Regions from separate parts of the Mus musculus genome. Here region 1 is linked to region 2. Evidence: chromatin loops called from intact Hi-C (ENCODE). Cell type or tissue: gastrocnemius. All regions are shown on one strand. Each heading gives the region's core, and the rest is flanking DNA. Links, peaks and the distances in the headings are about the cores only.

Region 1 (9,992 bases), core at 589-8,588, 53 kb before region 2:
ATTTAAATAGTAAATAATCATGAAGGATAAGGCCAAGTTTTAAATCAGTGCATATAAAAAAATAAGTGGTAATATAGGAAAATCTTAGTAGCTAGATATTTTAATATGTATAAGGAGTATGCATCTTATAATTTGAAATCCCATTTATGTGTTAGCAATATATTGAAACCAAGAAGGAAAGTTTTGTTATTTAACTTTTAATACTTTAAAAGAACAATTAAGGTTTTTTTTTTTTTTTTTTTTTTTTTAGTTTAAATCAGTTTTATTTGCAGTAATGAGCATTTAAATTTGGAAAAAAGGATTTATTTTGTGTATGAATATTTGCCTGTATGTATAGTGCACCATGTGCATGGCTGTTGCCCACAGAGTTTAGAAGAGAGTGTTAGGTTCCTTGGAACTGGAATTACAAATGGTTTTATGCTACCATGCAGGTGCTGGGAACTAAACCCAGGTCCTCTGCAAGAGCTACAAGTGCTCTAAACTGCTGAGCTGTCTCTCCAGCCACAGTAAAGAGTTGTTGTTGTTTAACATGTACTCTGAACATGTATTATCCTTCTGAATTGTATAAACATGGTCATATATTAGTAAATTATGTATAGTATTCCTCTAATAGAGAATAGACGTTTATATATTGATATTTTTAATGCTAGTGGTTTATTTTATGTACTTCTTCATTGCTTTTATTTTACTTTGTACATTTATTTACATATAAAGGAATTAACAAGGAAAGTGAATAATAGACTATTTCAATTTGAAAAAGAAACCTTTATTTTTAGCTAATTTACTTTACTCTCTTAAAGTAGGGAATAGAATACCACATTTGAGCGAAGGACCCAAGGGTCGGCAAGTAGGAAGTGGAGGTGATGGAGAACGCTGGGGCTCAGACCGGGGGTCCAGAGGCAGCCTCAATGAGCAGATCGCTCTTGTGCTCATTAGATTGCAGGAGGACATGCAGAATGTCCTTCAGAGACTTCATAAACTGGAAACACTAACTGCTTCGCAGGTAAGTTAACTGAATTTATCTCATTGTTATCTTATGTTTTTTGATTCTATAAAACAGTTTAAAATCTGTCTCCATGAGATTTGCATAAATATATCTTTATATTCAGATTTGCATAAATACACATTTTCACAAGTAAAAATTTTTGTTAACAATAAAATCACCTAGTTTTGAACATATTGTTTAAGAAGAGACTGGCTTAAAAGATGGGTGCCTTTTCCATTAATAGAAAAATTTTTAGAGTGTAAGGTTGAGCATTGCAGAGGGCTAGAGAGTATAGTTAAATGGCCTAGCTTTCACAAGTCCCTGGGTTCAGTCTGTAGCACAAAAGAGAATAAAAAGTCAGCACATTGGAGTTACAGATTGGATACTTGGTATTAGAAGAAAAAAGTTTACTAAACACTTAAGCATAAAGAAGTATTAACATATTCTTTTCTAATACATAATAGTTATCATTAAAGAGTCATTTTTAGCCATGCATGGGAGGCAGCCTGGTTTTCATAGACAGCTCCTGGACAGCCAGGGCTATGTAGAGAGAGACTGTCTCAGAAAAAAAAAGTAATTTTTATATAGTAATCATTTTATATTTGTATTGTGCTGGCTAGAGACAAGATATTAAATTGCTAATTATTTAGGGTAATTTAGTTTTCATATAAAAATATTTAAAACTAGACACCAGAGACCAATTTAGAGTGATAGTTTGATCTTTACTATCTTTTGGTGTTCTAATATCTAAGGATGTTAAGCCCTTGAGATTGCTGAGAGTCTCTGATTCTTCTGCCTTCTCTTTTTCTTCTGTTTGTCTTGTCCAATTCTGATATAATTGCTTTGCTTTGTCTTGTATTTTGTTATATTTTATTATTATCCCTTAGAAGCCTGTTATCTTGTTTTTTTATTAGATATTTATTTACATTTCAAATGTTATCCCCTTTCCTCATTTCCCCTCTGAAAACCCCCTATCCCGTCCTCCCTCACCCTGCTCACCAATCCACCCACTCCTGCTTCCCTGTCCTGGCATCCCCTACACTGGGGCATCAAGCCTTCATAGGATCAAGGGCCTTTCCTCCCATTAATGTCTGACAAGGCTATTCTCTGCTACATATGTGGCTGGAGCCATGGGTCCCTCCATGTGTACTCTTTGGTTGGTGGTTTAGTCCCTGGGGACTCTTGGGGTACTGGTTAGTTCATATTGTTGTTCCTCCTATGGGGCTGCAAACCCCTTCAGCTCCTTGGGTCCCTTCTCCAACTCCTTTATCTGGGACCCTGTGTTCAGTCCAGTGGTTAGCTGTGAGCATCTTCCTCTGAATTTGTCAGGCTCTGGCAGAGCCTCTCAGGAGACAGCCATATCAGGCTTCTGTCAGCAAGCACTTGTTGGCATCCACAGTAGTGTCTGGGTTTAGTAACTGTATGTGGGATGGATCCCCAAGTGGGGCAGTCTCTGAATGACAGCCTGTTCTCTTCTAATGAAACAGAAACAGGTGGAAAGCAGCTGGGAGGAGTGGAGGGAGGGGAAATTGTAATTAAGATATATTATGTTAGAAAAGAATTTATTTTCAATAAAAGGGAATACTGAATGCTGGAAAACAAAGTACAGTAGAGACTGAGGGCGTGACTTGGTGCTACTTGGTGCTAGCATATTCCAGGCCCTGGGTCCAAATCCTAGACCACAAAAAAAAAAAAAAAAAAAAAAAAAAAAAGACATCATATCTAGTCACTTATAAAACCCCAAGAAAAACACAGACATCCTAGGTTGTTGAACTTTTTCTTATACAAATTGCTCTTCTTCTAATGAATAAACCTGATATAGGTGCCAGAAACTGAACTCAGTGCCTCTGGAAGAGCTTCTCTTAAACACTGAGCCATCTCTCAGGCCTGTAACATTTTTTCTTTCTTTTTCTTTTTTTCTTGGAGGGGGGTGGTTTTGATACAGGATTTCTTTGTGTAGCTTTGGCTGTCCTGGAACTACCACTGTAGACTGTATGGAACTCATAGGGATGTACCTGCCTCTGTCTCCTGGGATTAAAGGCTTTTCCCACTATGCCTTCTTCAGCACCACCATGGCTTTCTTTCATTTTAAAAATAGCTACTGAATCCAATTAGTACTGTCCATTTGCACAAGGGCAGGAAGCCATCAACAAAACATGAATACTTACTATTCACCACATCCTTAAAGAGCCAGCCCTCCAAGCAGCAATCTGTAAAGTGGGGATCCATCAGCACCTCGCCCATGAATGCTAAAATTTTGGCTGTCTTAATCTTATCCAGGCATTGAGCATGTAACAACTTGTTGGTATGAGTTCATGAGTACAACAGTTAAGTCTTGAAGACAGTAGTTCATAGCATTATTCTGTATCCTCTTGCATTCTTTTACTCAAAGAAACCATTAAGTCTAAGGGTTGATATAGATGTGCCGTTTAGGGCTGAATTATTCTCAATACTTTGAGCAGTTATGAGCATCTGAACCTCACCATAGAGGAAGTTTTTCTAGCTAAGATTAAGACTGGCACTAATCTATGTACAAAACAAATATTTGGAAGTTATTTGGATATGTCCATCTAGTAAAACAACAATACTATGTTTCTCCCTAGGTCTGTGACCTTCCCAGCTATGGGCTTTTGGCCAGGTTTATAGTATCAGATATAATTAGCTTCCTGTGTAACAGGCCTCAAATAGATTTAGGAAGTGTTTGGTTGCTTGGCAGTTATGCCACTATTGCACCAGAGGTTACATCTTCCTGTCATGGCAGTATTGTATATGCAGGGTCCAGGGTTGATGTCTTTTCTCCCTCAGTGGCTGGTATAGCATATGCTGGGAGTATGAAAGCTAGCCAGAAGGGAATAAGTTTCCAGGTCAGTTTCAGACTGATTTCTTACTATCCTACAACCAAAGTGTCTACTCTTAAATGATCTCAATGATCATTCTTTTTCTCTAAAATCATAGTAAATGGAGAAAGTGGAATAGTGTTTTTTTCTTTCCCAATTTTTTATTAGGTATTTTCTTCATTTACATTTCAAATGCTATCCTGAAAGTACGATATACTCCCCCCCCCTCCCCCGCTCCCCTACCCATCCACTCCCACTTCTTGGCCCTGGCATTCCCCTGTACTGGGGCATATAAAGTTTGCAAGACCAAGGGGCCACTCTTAAAAATGATGGCCGACTAGGCCATCTTCTGCTACATATGCAGCTAGAGACACGAGCTCTGCAGGTACTGGTTAGTTCATATTGTTGTTCCAACTATAGGGTTGCAGACCCCTTCAGCCCCTTGGGTACTTTGCCAGCTCCTCCATTGGGGGCCCTGTGTTTGATCCAATAGCTGACTGTGAGCATCCACTTCTGTGTTTGCCAGGCACTGGCATAGCCTGACAAGAGACAGCTATACCAGGATCCTTTCAGCAAAATCTTGCTGGCATATGCAATAGTGTCTGCATTTGGTGGCTGATAATAGGATGGATCCCTGGGTGCAGCAGTCTCTAGATGGTCCATCCTTTCATCTCAGCTCCAAACTTTGTCTCTGTAACTCCTTCCATAGGTGTTTTATTCCCAATTCTAAGAAGGGGCAAAGTGTCCACTCTTGGGTCTTCGTTCTTAATGAGTTTCATGTGTTTCGCAAATTGTATCTTGGGATAATTGTATTCTAAGTTTCTGTGATAATATCCACTTATCAGTGAGTACATATTATGTGAGTTCTTTTCTGATTGGGTTACCTCACTCAGAATGATACCCTCCAGGTCCATCCATTTGCCTAGCAATTTCATAAATTCATTGTTTTAATAGCTGAGTAGTACTCCATTGTGTAAATGTACCATATTTTCTGTATCCATTCCTCTGTTGAGGGACATCTGGGTTCTTTCCAGTTTCTGGCTATTATAAATAAGGCTGCTATGAGCATGTGTCCTTATTACCAGTTGGAACATCTTCTGGATATATGCCCAGGAGAGGTATTGCTGAATCCTCCGGGAGTACTATGTCCAATTTTCTGAGGAACTGTCAGACTGATACCAGAGTGGTTGTACAAGCTTGCAATCCCATCAGCAATGGAGGGGTGTTCCTCTTTCTCCACAACCTCGCCAGCATCTGCTGTCACCTGAATTTTTGATCTTAGCCATTCTGACTGGTGTGAGGTAGAATCTCAGGGTTGTTTTGAGTTGCATTTCCCTGATGATTAAGGATGCTGAACATTTTTTCAGGTGATTCTCAGCCATTCGAAATTCCTCAGATGAGAATTCTTTGTTTAGCTCTGTGCCCCATTTTTTAATGGAGTTATTTGATTTTCTGGAGTCCACCTCCTTGAGTTCTTTATATATATTGGATATTAGTGCCCTATCAGATTTAGGATTGGTAAAGATCCTTTCCCAATCTGTGGGTGGTCTTTTTGTCTTATTGACAGTCTCTTTTGCCTTACAGAAGCTTTGCAATTTTATGAGGTTCCATTTGTCTATTCTCGATCTTACAGCACAAGCCATTGCTGGTCTATTCAGGAATTTTTCCCTTGTGCCTATATCTTTGAGGCTTTTCCCCCACTTTCTCCTCTATAAGTTTCAGTGTCTCTGGTTTTATGTGGAGTTCCTTGATCCACTTAGACTTGACCTTAGTACAAGGAGATAAGAATGGATCAATTCACATTCTTCTGCATGCTAACCACCAGTTTTGCTAGCACCATTTGTTGAAAATGCTGTTTTTTTTTCCCACTGGATGGTTTTAGCTCCCTTGTCAAAGATCAAGTGACCATAGGTGTGTGGGTGCATTTCTGAGTCTTCAATTCTATTCCATTGGTCTATCTGCCTGTCCCTATACCAGTACCATGCAGTTCTTATCACAATTGCTCTGTAGTACAGCTTTAGGTCAGGCATGGTGATTCCCCCAGAGGTTCTTTTATCCTTGAGAAGAGTTTTTGCTATCCTAGGTTTTTTGTTATTCCAGATGAATTTGCAAATTGCCCTTTCTAACTTGTTGAAGAATTGAGTTGGAATTTTGATGGCAATTGCATTGAATCTGTAGATTGCTTTCGGCTAGATAGCCATTTTGACTATATTAATCCTGCCAATCCACGAGCATGGGAGATCTTTCTATCTTCTGAGATCTTTGATTTCTTTCTTCAGAGACTTGAAGTTCTTATCATACAGATCCTTAACTTCCTTAGTTAGAGTCACCCCAAGGTATTTTATACTATTTGTGACAATTGTGAAGGGTGTTGTTTCCCTAATTTCTTTCTCAGCCTTTTATCCTTTGTGTAGAGAAAGGCCACTGATTTGTTTGAGTTAATTTTATATCCAGCTACTGCACTGAAGCTGTTTATCATGTTTAGAAGTTCTCTGGTGGAATTTTTAGGGATACATATATATATATACACACACATACATATTTGACTTCTGTCTTTCCAATTTGTATCCCCTTGACCTCCTTTTGTTGTCTAATTGCTCTGGCTAGGACTTAGAGTATGGAATAGGTAGGGAGAAAGTGGGAAGCCTTCTCTAGTCCCTGATTTTAGTGGGAATGCTTCCAGCTTCTCTCCATTTACTTAAATGTTGGCTACTGGTTTGCTGTAGATTGCCTTTATTATGCTTAGGTATGGGCCTTGAATTCCTGATCTTTCCAAGGCTTTTATCATGAAGGGGTGTTGGATTTTGTCAAATGCTTTCTCAGCATCTAACGAGATGATCATGTGGGTTTTGTCTTTGAGTCTGTTTATATAGTGGACTATGTTGATTGATTTCCGTATATTAAACCATCCCTTCATCCCTGGGATGAAGCCTATTTGATCATGATGGATGATTGTTTTGATGTGTTCTTGGATTCAGTTAGCGAGAATTTTATTGAGTATTTTTGTATCAATATTCCTAAGGGAAATTGGTCTGAAGTTCTCTGTGTTTATTGGGTCTTTATGTGGTTTAGGTATCAGAGTAATTGTGGCTTCATAGAATGAATTGGGTAGAGTACCTTCTGTTTCTATTTTGTGGAATAGTTTGAGAAGAACTGGAATTAGGTCTTCTTTGAAAGTCTGATAGAACTCTGCACTAAACCCATTTGGTCCTGGGCTTTTTTTGGTTGGGAGACTATTGACTGCTTTTATTTCTTTAGGGGAAATGGGAGTGTTTAGATAGTGTTTGTTAATCTGATCCTGATTTAACTTTGGTACCTGGTATCTGTCTAGGAAGTTGTCCATTTCATCCAGGTTTTCCAGTTTTGTTGAGTATAGCCTTTTGTAGAAGGATCTGATGGTGTTTTGGATTTCCTCAGGATCTGTTGTTATGTCTCCCTTTTCATTTCTCATTTTGTTAATTAGAATACTTTCCCCATGCCCTCTAGTTAGTCTGGCTAAGGGTTTATCTATCTTGTTGATTTTCTCAAAGAACCAGCTCCTGTTTTGGTTGATTCTTTGAATAGTTCTTATTGTTTCCACTTGGTTGATCTCAGCCCTGAGTTTGATCATTTCCTGCTTTCTACTCCTCTTGAGTGAATTTGCTTCCTTTAGTCCTAGAGCTTCTAGGTGTGCTGTCAGGCTGCTAGTGTATGTTCTCTCTAGTTTCTTTTTGGAGTCACTCAGAGCTATGAGTTTTCTTTTTAGGAATGCTTTCATTGTGTCCCATAAATTTGGGTATGTTGTGACCAAGGTATCATTGAGGAGAATGTTGTTCAATTTCCATGTGAATGTTGGCTTTGTATTATTTATGTTGTTATTGAAGATCAGCCTTAATCTGTGGTGATCTGATAGGATGCATGGGGTAATTTCAATATTTTTGTATCTGTTGAGGCCTGTTTTGTGACCAATTATATGGTCACTTTTGGAGAAGGTGCCAGGAAGTGCTGAGAAGGAGATATATCCTTTTGTTTTAGGATAAAATGTTCTGTAGATATCTGTTAAATCCATTCGTTGCATAACTTCTGTTAGTTTCACTGTGTCTCTGTTTAGTTTCTGTTTCCAGGATCTGTCCATTGATGAGAGTGGGGTGTTGAAGTCTCCCACTATTATTGTGTGAGGTGCAATGTGTGCTTTGAGCTTTACTAAAGTTTCTTTAATGAATGTGGCTGCCCTTGCATTTGGAGCATAGATATTCAGAATTGAGAGTTCATCTTGGAAGATTTTACCTTTGATAAGTATGAAGTGCCCCTCCTTGTCTTTTTTGATAACTTTGGGTTGGAAGTAGATTTTATTCGATATTAGAATGGCTATTCCAGCTTGTTTCTTCAGACCATTTGCTCAAAAATTGTTTTCCAGCCTTCCATTCTGAGGTAGTGTCTGCCTTTTTCCCTTCGATGGGTTTCCTGTAAGCAGCAAAATGTTGGGTCCTTTTTGTGTAGCCAGTCTGTTAGTCTATGTCTTTTTATTGGGGGAATTGAGTCCATTGATATTAAGAGATATTAAGGAAAAGTAATTTTTGATTCCTATTATTTTTGTTGTTAAGAGTTGGCATTCTGTCCTTGTGGCTGTCTTCTTTTAGGTTTGTTGAAGGATTACTTTCTTGCTTTTACTAGGGCGTAGTTTCAGTCCTTGTATTGTGTTTTTCCGTTATTATTCTTTGAAGGGCTGGATTCGTGGAAAGATATTGTATGAATTTGGTTTTGTCATGGAATACTTTGATTTCTCCATCTATGGTAATTGAGAGTAGTGCTGGGTATAGTAGCCTGGGCTGGCATTTGTGTTCTCTTAGTTTCTCTGGCCTTCATAGTCTCTGGTGAGAAGTCTGGTGTAATTCTGATAGGCCTGCCTTTATATGTTACTTGACCATTTTCCCTTACTGCTTTTAATATTCTGCCTTTATTTAGTGCATTTGTTGTTTTGATTATTATGTGTCAGGAGGAATTTCTTTTCTGGTCCAGTCTACTTGAAGTTCTGTAGGTTTCTTGAATGTTCATGGGCATCTCTTACTTTAGGTATGGGAAGTTTTCTTCTATAATTTTGTTGAAGATATTTGCTGGCCCTTTAAGTTGAAAATCTTCATTATCGTCTACTCCTATTATCCGTTGGTTTGGTCTTCTCATTGTGTCCTGGATTTCCTGGATGTTTTGACTTAGGATCTTTTTGCATTTTCTTTGATTGTTATGTCCATATTTTCTATTCTCTCTTCCTCTCTTGTATTCTGTTGCTGATGCTCGCATCTATGGTTCCTGATTTCTTTCCTAAGGTTTCTATCTCCAGAGTTGTCTTCTTTTGGGTTTTCTTTATTGTTTCTACTTCCATTTTTAGATTCTGGATGGTTTTTTTCAATTTCATAACCTGTTTGGTAGTGTTTTCCTGTAACTCTCTAAGGAATTTTTGTGTTTCCTCTTTAAAGGTTTCTAGCTGTTTACCTGTGTTTTCCTGTATTTCCTTCTTAAAGTCCCCTATCATCATCATGAGAAGTGACTATAGATCCCTGTCTTGCTTTTCTGGTCTGATGGTGTATCCAGGACTTGCTATGGTGGGAGAGTTTGGTTCTGATAATGCCAAGTAACCTTGTTTCTGTTGCCTCTCTTCTTATGCTTGCCTCCTGCCACCTGATTATCTCAAGTGCTTGCTGCCCTCAATATATCTGATTGGAATCTGTCCTTCCTATAATCCCAGTTGATTCAGAACTCCTCAGAGTCCAGTTTCTCTGTGATCCTTTGATTGTAGTCTCCTGTGAACCTGGGATTCTGGGTGTGTCAGAGTTCTTGGCAGTGAAGCTCCTCTGAGACCCTGAAATACTGGTGTGACCCAGCTCCTGTTATCCTAGGATCCTGTTTTCCTAAGATCCTGGGTGTGTTATAGTGCCTGGAAGTGGTGTCTCCTTTGAGGACTGTTGAGGTGTCTGGTCAGTGATTCTAAGATTGTGTGGAGAGTCCTCTAGGGACCATGGGAGTGTCTGCTGACTCAGCGCCCAAGGTGACCTGGTGCTGGTGCAGACCGCAAGCAGAATAATGTTTTCAATACATAAACTAAGAGAACTTGTCTTTGAAATGAGAGCTAAATTGAAATCTCAATTTCCTAAATTAGTTGAAATTTTTTGCTTAATTTAGATTATATCTCGTAG
Region 2 (9,992 bases), core at 908-8,907:
CAAGTTAAAAAACGTTTTCAAGAAAGCACTGTGTTGGAATTTGGCAAAGTACCATGCACTTCAGAAAGAAAATGAATTAATGCCTGACAGATCTGTATGTTTGTATGAAAATTTCATTGTAACAAAGTCAAAAGATAGTAACGTTTCTAATAAGCCCATCCAATAACCAGTTAGTTAATTAAGTGAATATTAATATATGTTTACATGTAAACATACACATATATATTTTACCTTCCCATTCTTAGGAACAGAGTAAAAATGTCAGGGGCTGGAAAGACGGTTCAGTAGTTAAGAGTGTGTATTACTCTGCCAGAAGATCCAAGTTCTTCTCAGCAGCCACATTAGGAGGCTAACATCTGCCTGTGACTCCTGTTCCAAGAAATCTAGAACACCTTGACCTCCATACACGTGATGCACACTCACATACATATGATTACTCTCTGCTAGATGGGAATAGAGTAAAAATGTTGGGGGCTGGATTCAGACTGCTGAATGCTTAAAATACCTTGCTTTTATAGAGGACCTGAATTTAGTTCCCAGCACCTATATGGTGTCTCACAACCATTTGTAACTCTACTTCCAGGGAATCCAACATCCTCTTAAAGCCTCCTTGTGTACCAGACATACACATGGTACACATATATATATAGTCAGCCAAAATGCTAATGCATAAAGAAATCTACCCCATTTTTAAGGTTGGAAGCCTGTTTATTTCATGAATGATGAGAAATGGTCATTCTGGCAGAAGACTGTAATATCAGTATTTGGGAGGCTGAGGCAAGCCTGGACCACAGAACAAGATTCTAATCTTAAAAAAAAACTCACAAATTAAATTCTGCCTTACAGAAACATCTTAACTATATCACCATCCTTATGTATCTGAGGCTGGCTTTGAATTTAATATACAGCTGAGGCTGCCCTTGAATTCCCAATTCTACCACATTCACTTCACAAGTGTTGGGAGTACAGGTGTGTGCCATCATATCCGGCCAAATTACACCTTTTAAGTTTCAAGGTAAACTGGCTTAGAAACAAAACTATATGCTAAAACTGGAGCATTAAATGACATAGTAGCACTGGGATTATAGAATTCTCAAAGAATTAGTGAAATATATTTAAAAAAAAACTGCAATTCTTGCCACCTACAACAAGCAGTAGAGCTGGTCCCAAGGCCATGAGAGCCCTGGGTAGCACAACAGAGCTGGCCCTGGTGGTGTGGGGCGGGTAAGCCACTTCAGAAGGCCTGAGAGTGAGAGAGCTGGCTCTGTTCTCTTGCCAGTCTGGGCAGTAGTTGAGCTATCCACTACTTGGGGCAGTGCTGGAGAGTCTGTCCTGGTCATGTGGGTGTGGGAGAGCTGCTGGGCTAACCAGCTAAGCTACCACCCAAATCTGGATTTTGAGTTGTCTCACCCCAACATCTACACCACCTATGAACTGCTGTAGCATGTGAAGGGACTGGTCTTACAGATTAAAAACTGCAGGATTTCCATGACACAGGGCAGCAACAGGATATATCCAAGAGAGGTCCTGGTGAAGATCCAATATTGATAGTGTAGCAGAAGCCAAAGTCCTCGAAATGACCATTTGTAAGTAAAAAGTGTGGGAAAAGGCTATACTGTGGGACACACTACAGCTTCCACAATGAGATGTTGTTTGTTTTCTTTTGGAGGGTTGGTGCAATGATGGAAGGTGGGTATAAAGGGATGGGGAGAGGAATATGGGATTGGCATGCATGATGAGAAACTCATAAAGAACAATAAAAAATACTGGAATGTTTATTACTACCATAAGAAAAAGGCACTCATTAAAGTATTTAATAAAATGATAAATACATGACACATTTTAGCTTTACCTCCTTTCCTTATGAAAACCAAGGGAAAGACTAGGGATGTAGATCAGCGGTAGACCACTAACCTAACAGCGGTAAAGCCCCAGGTCTCTCTCTCCCAGCAATGAAGAGAGATTAACAAATCAAGCCAACAACATGATTCTACCTATCATCTCACTGGCAGAAGCTCTATGAAGCTTATGAGGTGGTACCATGCCAAGGTACCCAAAATATTTTCAGGAGAGATTAACTGGTGTTTTCGTATCAATAATTAATGACTGCTTGAGGTGTTAAGAGAAGGAAAAGCAAATATCTCAGCAACATACAAAGTAACAATTTCAGTGAGTTGAGTTTGGAAAATCAGAGAAGGTTTCCCGGGAATTAAGTAAACCTCAAAACAAAACAATGGCTGAAAAGCCTAGAAAGGTAGAACAAAAGCAGTTAAGAAGGAAGCAGGATAAACTTAAGTCCTGAGGTGTGGAAATAAGTCATGGCTTTGAGGGACCAGTTAGTTGCCTGGATGTTGCTTTAATATAGGTTAGGTGGAAGATAAAGTAGAGATCAAGGGCCAAAAATTGGGAATCTGACTGAATTTTTAAGGACCCTGGATTTTGGCCTGCAAACTGCAACCTAAAGAATGGATTAAAGTAAAGTTAATGATTCTAGTTAGGAAACTACTCCAACCAACTAAGTACAGAAATTCAAGCCGATGAGCCTCAAACCACCAGGCAAATGAAAAAGGAGGAGGAGGAGGAGGAGGAAGAGGAAGGAGAGGAAGAGGAAGAGAAGAAGAAGAAGACATCAAAGACCATACATTGTATGATTCCATTTATGTGAACTATCCAGAAAAGGCAATCTTGCAGAGATAGAAGGTGAGTTGGTACATAGGGCTTGTTGGTACATGCCTGTAGTCGCTTCACTTAGGGGATGGAGCCATACGTATCAGTAATTTAAGGCTTGTCATGCTCAGTTCCATCATATGTCTGAGGCTATTTGGGACTGTCAAAGAGAGACAGAAAACAGAGAGAAGAGGGATAGTAGTTACCTGCTGACATATTAAGGGAAGAGGTACTGTGAATAGGCAAAAAGGTAATTTTTTGGGCTATGGAACTATTCCTTAAAACTGTTTTTTTTTTTTAAAAAATTCATTTATTTATTATATGTAAGTACACTGTAGCTGTCTTCAGACACTCCAGAAGAGGGCATCAGATTTCGTTTAGGCTGGTTGTGAGCCACCATGTGGTTGCTGGGATTTGAACTCAGGACCTTTGGAAGAGCAGTCGGCGCTCTTAACCACTGAGCCATCTCACCAGCCCCTAAAACTGGTTTTCAATACTATTTAATTTACAAAAGTCATCACTGAACAAGTAAGTGGGGAGAAATCCACTTGTGAATGAAAAAAGCAAAACAAAACAAAAACAAAACATTTTTTTCCAGAGGGACAACAGGAACAAAGGGTATGTGGTGTATTGATGAAATATATAAGGGCAACTCAAGTTTCTAGCCTGAAGGGTAGAGGTGACATTGGTACTATTAAAGGGAAAGAAGCAAAGGAAGAGGTCATTTAGGTAGTCAGGTGAAGGGGCTGCTTATCTTAACTGTGTGCTAGTCTCCAAGCACTGGGTACCAGGAATCTGAGCCAGCCAGTAGCCTCCTTTGTCATGTTTACAATGTAATGTTCTCATTACAAAGTAGTAATGAGAAGCTAGGGTGGACAGAACAATTTTAAGTGAACACTGACTGTTTTTACGATCACATATAGATAAGAAACGCTTGATTTAGGACACATTTCTTTCTACTTGCTCTATAATAAATGAACTTACAGCTTACGTATCACGATGGAAATCTTGAGAAGCAAAAATTTTGGTTTTGCATCACTTGCTCCTGCTTATCAAAGAGCTGGAATTAAAGCATCATCGGAAAGTGACCATTACAAACGTAATCAAAGTACCGAAGTTAATCCAGGTGAAGCTCAAGTTAGTAAAAAAGCAAAACAAACTCACAATCCCGGTGATACTTTAAATAAATAATACTACAATTAAAAACTTTCACAATATAAATTGTGTCACAGAAAATTCGAATATAATGCAGCTTCCTTTTGGTAAGAGTGAGATTTGAACTGTCTACAAACCAATCTTGTTTGTGATAGCAAGATTTCGGCTATTATGTATGTCAAACAAGGAAAACATAACCAACAAGTACTTAAGGCCGTTTTGATTTGAAACATGACTCAGGAGTCATGGGTGTGGCTTCAAGCCTCTGCCTTCAGTCGCAGTTTTCTCATTTGTTAACAATGGCCAGGGCACAGTTGGGTAAGTTTTGCTATTTTCACTGGGTTAATGATTCTCAGTATACAGAGAAGGGCAGGGCAAGGGAAAGGACAGACACCTGCTCACTGCAGTCTGCCTAAACGCCCACAGTCAACAAGCAGGACTGTGCAGGCTTCTGTAAGCCGGGCATTCCAGGCTAGTGGTACAGCAGCTCCAGAGTTTGTTCAACAACTCAAAAGGGAGGTCCGCGAGGGAGGACCATTTAAGACCTTCTCGCTTCTGACTGCCTACCTTCACTGCGTACAACTTGCCGCCTTTCTGTCCCAGGTACACTTTCCCGAATGCACCACGGCTAATGGGCTTCACTATGGTGAACTCCTCAATGGAGGGTGGTCTTGGTACCGGGATCCTACTCACGCACTCCTCTATCGCCGCACCTCCTTCATTCTCCTCACTTGCCGAGGCGGACTCCATTGCTGCACAGCTCGCCCTGCAGCAGCAACTCCCGCCAGCTAGATTCAAAAGGTTTCGCCTACGCCGGACGCCTCCCGTGACGTCACCGCGCGTCTGCGCTCTGCCGGCTCCCTGTAAGCAGGCATCGACGGGTGGGGGCCGGCGGCACTGCTGGGCGCAGTCTGCGGAGCGCTAGGCGGAGCCGGCGGCGCTGCCGGAAGGGGCGCTGGGCGGGGCTCAGCCGCGGATACACGGGCTGTTTTTGTGACGAGGCAGTGCATTCTGGCCAATGAGCAAGGGACTAAGACTTTATGTAGTCTGGTGGGGTCCTTCCGAGTCTCAGTCAAGATCTGCAGTTCTCCCTCCCTCCGCATGAGCTAGAAGCCAGGCCGACTGTTAAGTAAAGCAATGGCTAGGGATGATGTGTGGAAGCTAGCGAAGCCACAGAATGTGGAGAGCCTGGGTGAGCGTTAAGTGCGTTTGACCGCGTACTGAATTCAGAAACAGAGTAGGAGCGACTAGAAGAACATCCAATTTATTGTGGAGGTGGTGATAGGAACCTCGAAAAACCACCCCAAAGTGACAGAGTCCCCGGAAGAGGCGGAGCGCTGACGGGCGGGGGCGGGGTGAACGCGGAGGCTTGCTCCGGAAGCACTGTACCTATGGTCTTCCGGGGCAGATGTCGTCGTAGCAGCTGTCGGGAGGGGAAGCCATTTTTTCGTTTCTGGGAGGAGTAAGGGAGAAACTGGGAGAAAAGCAAAGAGAAATAAAGAGAAAATAAAAGGGCTCAGCCCCTTTCCTCGGAGCTGAAGCTAAGAAGCAGTTTCGGCTGGCCGGTAAGATCTCGAGGGCCCGGAGATGTTCTCCCTGTCGAGCACTGTGCAGCCTCAGGTGAGCCCAGCATTCAGGCGTTTTCCTGCGTCCCTTTTGCGACTTTTCCCCGGATGCTGTAGTAGAATCGGTGTTTCTGAAGCAAAATTAGTGAGGGAAGCGACGAACCCTGTTTGAGTCGCAGGCTGAAAAGGAGATCAGGGGACAGTGCTGAGACTATGACCTGACACTAACCGTGGTGAACATCACATAGCGTATCCACTGGCTTGCACAGAATTTCTGTTGACAATTCAGGGACTGTTTAGGGTTGGACAGTCTGAGATGGGGATTTGTGAAATCTGCGAGAAAGGTAAAGAAGACAGTGTTCTTTCCATCCATCTATTTCTGATTACCCTTTTTTCCTTTCAAGCCGAATTTAGTTCAAACATACTCTAATAATTCGAATAGCATCACAATTTCTTTCTTTCTGGGTAGAATTAACTTGTGCACATTTTTGAATCATTAGATTCTTGCAATTAAATTTTAAACATTTTTTAAAAAATCAGGACCCAAATTATGTTAATTTTTCCTTGTTTCATTAAAATTTGTTTTCTTTTTGGGGGGGAAGGTGTTAACAATGTTTAATTAATTAATTAATTATATTTTATTTTTTGAGGCGAGGTTTCATTGTCTATCTTTGCTGTCCTAGTCCTTATTATGTCCAGGCTGGCCTCCTAAGTGTTGGGATCATGGCTCCCACCACCATCACACCAGATGCACCATCAACTTGTCTTGAGGATTATTCCTTGGGAGGCAGGCAGAGAATCTAGAGATGTTACATAGTGAGACTTGTCTCAAAAGACTGCCCCCCCAAATGTTCGTTACATCTTACTACCTGCCTCTTTTTGTGTTCCTATGGAATTGGTAGACTAATGGAGAAAGGAATTGCTTAGCTGCTACTTAGGCAGCAAGCGAACCAAGCAAATGTAGATTTCTCCTAGTCACTGGAAATAAAGATGAACAATAAACGGATATTTCGCCGGGCGTGGTGGCGCACGCCTTTAATTCCAGCACTTGGGAGGCAGAGGCAGGCGGATCTCTGAGTTCAAGGCCAGCTTGGTCTACAAAGTAAGTTCCAGGACAGTCAGGGCTACACAGAGAAACCCTGTCTCGAAAAACCATAAGTAAATAAATAAATAAATAAACGGGAATTTCAGGCAGACAGAAAAATATAAATATAAAATCCTGTGAGGAACAAAAGTCAGGCCCATGTGGCAAGAACAGAGTGGCTAAAGGGAGGTTGGAGAGAAGCCTTGAGGCAGTTACAGAGTTCGATTCATTTGATTTCTGTGACCAGGTTGTCATTTGGAGGCTTGCTCTGGCTTCTTGTGTGGAGAATATGAAAGGGCAAAAGTGTAAGTGTTGTAGATTTAAGGATGCTGTTGCTCTGACACAGGAAAGGCATTCAGTAATTATGGAAAAGAAATTGCTTTGTCTAGTGTGGCACCTCTAATTCCAGACTTGGTGAGAGGGTCAAGAGGATTAGGATTTGGCAGCCAACCTGTCTCACAAAAATTAAAGTAGAGAAGAAAAGAAGTAATAGAATTTCACTCAGTGTAAGTGGGAGAGATGGTGGAAAGTGATATTTCTGTGTTGGTCAGCTTGATACAAGAAAATGCTGTTTTTTTAGGATGACAGTGTCTGGAGAAGTTTTAGTAATTAAAGATGTCTGATAGAGACTGTTGAATATAATATTAATTTATATGAAGAAAGCATGGTGAATAGTATACCATCATGAGGTAGACAGCATAACATGGTAGAAGAGCAAAAGAACAAGGGGGAAACCCACTCTGGTGGCGTAAAGACTGGATTTCCATGGCTTATATACTTGCTTATTGTGGGTTTTGTACAACCCCATGTAGCACAGAGCAGTTTGTAGTTCTGTGCTATTCTTCCTAGCTAATCGCCTTCCACCTCTTACTGCTGTTATAGTGGAAACTGAATTAAGCATAATTTTTAAAGGGACTCTGCGTTCACAGCAAGAAGTATAACACTGGCTAATTTTAATGTCAGGGGTTGAATTAGTTAAATTATTAGACTTGGTTTATAATCAGAGCCGATTATTTTATTCACTTAACAAAAATGCCTATTTAGCATTCTCTGTATTCACACTTGTCATGGGTTGCAACATAGAATACTAAAGTAGAAAAAATACTTGCCATATGGAGTTTATCTTTTAGTTGGATAATATGCTACAACAAAAGAAATTCTTAATTTTTGTAGTCTTCCTTGTGCCAAGCTTCTGTTGTATTCTTAGAATTTCTTGAGTTATGAAGCTTATGATTTCATAAGCTCCATGGATTACATTTGTGTTTGTCCTAACGAGATAACTTGAATCTGCAAATAGTCCTGGAATGGGACTAGTCAGACCAGATAATTTCATCATACTGTAATTCCCACTTTTGGAGGCAGTAATTGTTGAGCCGCTGGGTGGTGAGTTCCTGTGCAGAAGGGTTTTACATTGTAACTCCATAGAGGGTGTCCTCCACTGGGTGTTCTTTCCAGGCCTTGCCATATGTACTTCTTTCAGATGTTCTTATGGCTGGTAAATGTAAGGAAAGTGTTTTCATGTGTTCTTTGAGCCATTTCTAACACAGGGAATGAAGGGACATGTTATGAAGTGAGGTAATATAAAAACCAAACTGTAGAAGATTTTCAAGTTCTACAAGTGTTAGATTTTAAGCAGAAGCATGACCTAGCAGACTTTCATGATGGTGACTTTTATCTCTTGCTGGTAGTGTGGTACAGCTGGGGAAGGGCAGAAACAGATTAGCTAGTGGGATTTAGAGCAAGATGGTGGCAAAAAATCAGAAAATTCTTGGTGTGAACTTTTGCTTTTAATGTTTGTGAAGCTTTATTTTGCCCCCTCCCTAATAGTTGTTTTCTCCAGCTTTTTCCCATTTGTTTTAAATTTATGTTGAAAAAAATTGTTTTATTAGTGTGCATCATTTGTCAAATTACTTCCTTAGAATAAATTTCTAGAAAGTAGACTTTAGAGAATGAAAGTCTATGTATTTCAAGTTAATTAATTTTTGTGTCAGTGTGTAGTCCTCCTGACTGGCCTTGAACTTTATATAGACCAAGCTAGCATTGAATTCAGAGATCTGCCTTGTCTTCCTCCGCATGGCTGTGATAAAAAGTGTGTTCCACCATGCCTGGATTCTAATATATCCAGGCTAGTGTCATGAAAGAACAAACCAATTTTCTTCCTGTCAGCAGTAAATGAGTATGTTTATGTTTATGCCGATCTCTGTATGTGTATGTGCTTGTGTTGTGTATGTGGTGCTGGAGCTCAGAGATCATCATTTACACTGATGAGGGGTGCTAGCATGGAGCTGTATCCCAGCCTCGCCATAATTTTGACATCTGGTGTACTTTTAACTGTTAACAGGTCTAAATTCTGACTAGAAAATAACAGATTGTTTCTGTTATTTTATTTTTCTAATTAGACTGCTTAATTTGAACTTCTGTTTTTTCCTAGGTTACAATTCCTCTCAGTCATCTCATCAATGCTTTCCATTCACCAAAAAATATATCTGTTTCTGTCAATACACCTGTTTCTCAAAAACAGCATCGAGATACAGTTCCTGAGCATGAAGCTCCCAGTAGTGAGGTAATAGTTAAGCCGAATCTGAACTATATGAGAAAGCCTTTTGGTATGGTGAATTTTAATCATATATTTGGTCAGATATTTTCATTTAAGCATTTATACCAATGCTTGCTGCTTTCAGCTTATCTTTGTAATTAAAGGCAGCTAATTCTGGCTTTTATTGTTTGCTGTATATATTAAGAGTATTCATTTATTTGGTTATCATTTTAAAACATGACATATTTGCTATGTACTTCCCATATTGCTCCTTGTTGATACCAATTTTTTTTATAAAAAGTATTAATTTTTTAGTTACTTTTATTTATTTATTTATTTTGTATAAATGTTTGCCTATTTGTGTAACATTCTGGTGCCCATGGAGGTTAAATTAGGGTGTCAGATCCCCTGGAACTAGAGTTACCAGATGATTTTAAGCTACCATGTGGGTACTAGAGATGAATCCTGGTCTTTTGTAACAACAGAAAAAGTGCTCTTACCTGTTGAGCAAATTTTCTAGACCCTTTCCTTCCTTTTAAAAATAAAATCTAAAAATTGACAGTTTCATAGCTGTATATAATGTTTTGTCATTTTTATCTCACTTACTCTGAATTCTTCTAAAAAGTGTCCCCCCCCCCCCGCCCCCAATCCGTCCTCCCTTCCCCATTTTCCTGTCTTTGTTGGTATGTGGTTTGGCATGCTTGGTTGTTAGTGTCCCACTGAGTTTAACTAGGGTATCTTGTATGAGTAATGGGATGCCCCTGGAGCATGGTTAATGCACTAGTGCCTATGTCCCTTAGGGAAATGATAGGTCAGTTGCAGTCATCAGTTGCCAGTAGCTCCTTGTGGGAAGAATGGGGCTGAGAACTCTCAGCTTAGTGACAGGCATTACCTAAGTCTTAGGGAAGTCAGCAGCACAGTGATAGCATCACTTTCTACTGCCTTAATGATAATTAAATGGGGATGAGGGCATGGCTGGAGTCTC

Evidence for each region. Hi-C counts contacts between places; a loop is a spot of excess contacts. Peaks named below come from ENCODE experiments on the same cell type or tissue, not always from the same donor. Only the 100,000 strongest peaks of a DNase experiment are listed, where the experiment ranks them.
Region 1: it touches region 2 in a loop (2.5-fold over the local background); 2 of 42 quality-filtered maps call a loop at or near these places.

What each region holds. Positions count from the first base shown.
Region 1 is chr2:23,098,762-23,108,753 of GRCm38, forward strand. Acbd5 (acyl-Coenzyme A binding domain containing 5) reads left to right here. Exons shown (of 14, transcript NM_001355637.1): 11 at 801-1,003. Among named protein-coding and RNA genes, the nearest start is that of Acbd5, 35 kb to the left of the region's middle. In gastrocnemius, for the core only: no CTCF peak of the experiment used is centred there; no DNase peak of the experiment used is centred there.
Region 2 is chr2:23,151,290-23,161,281 of GRCm38, forward strand. Mastl (microtubule associated serine/threonine kinase-like) reads right to left here and starts at 4,735. Exons shown (of 12, transcript NM_025979.4): 1 at 4,390-4,735. The coding sequence starts at 4,572. It overlaps Yme1l1 (YME1-like 1 (S. cerevisiae)), which reads left to right and starts at 5,216. Exons shown (of 19, transcript NM_013771.5): 1 at 5,216-5,442; 2 at 8,903-9,034. The coding sequence starts at 5,410. In gastrocnemius, for the core only: a CTCF peak has its summit at 4,777; DNase peaks (open chromatin) are centred at 4,712, 5,176 and 6,376; H3K4me3 peaks cover 2,881 bases; H3K27ac peaks cover 1,814 bases.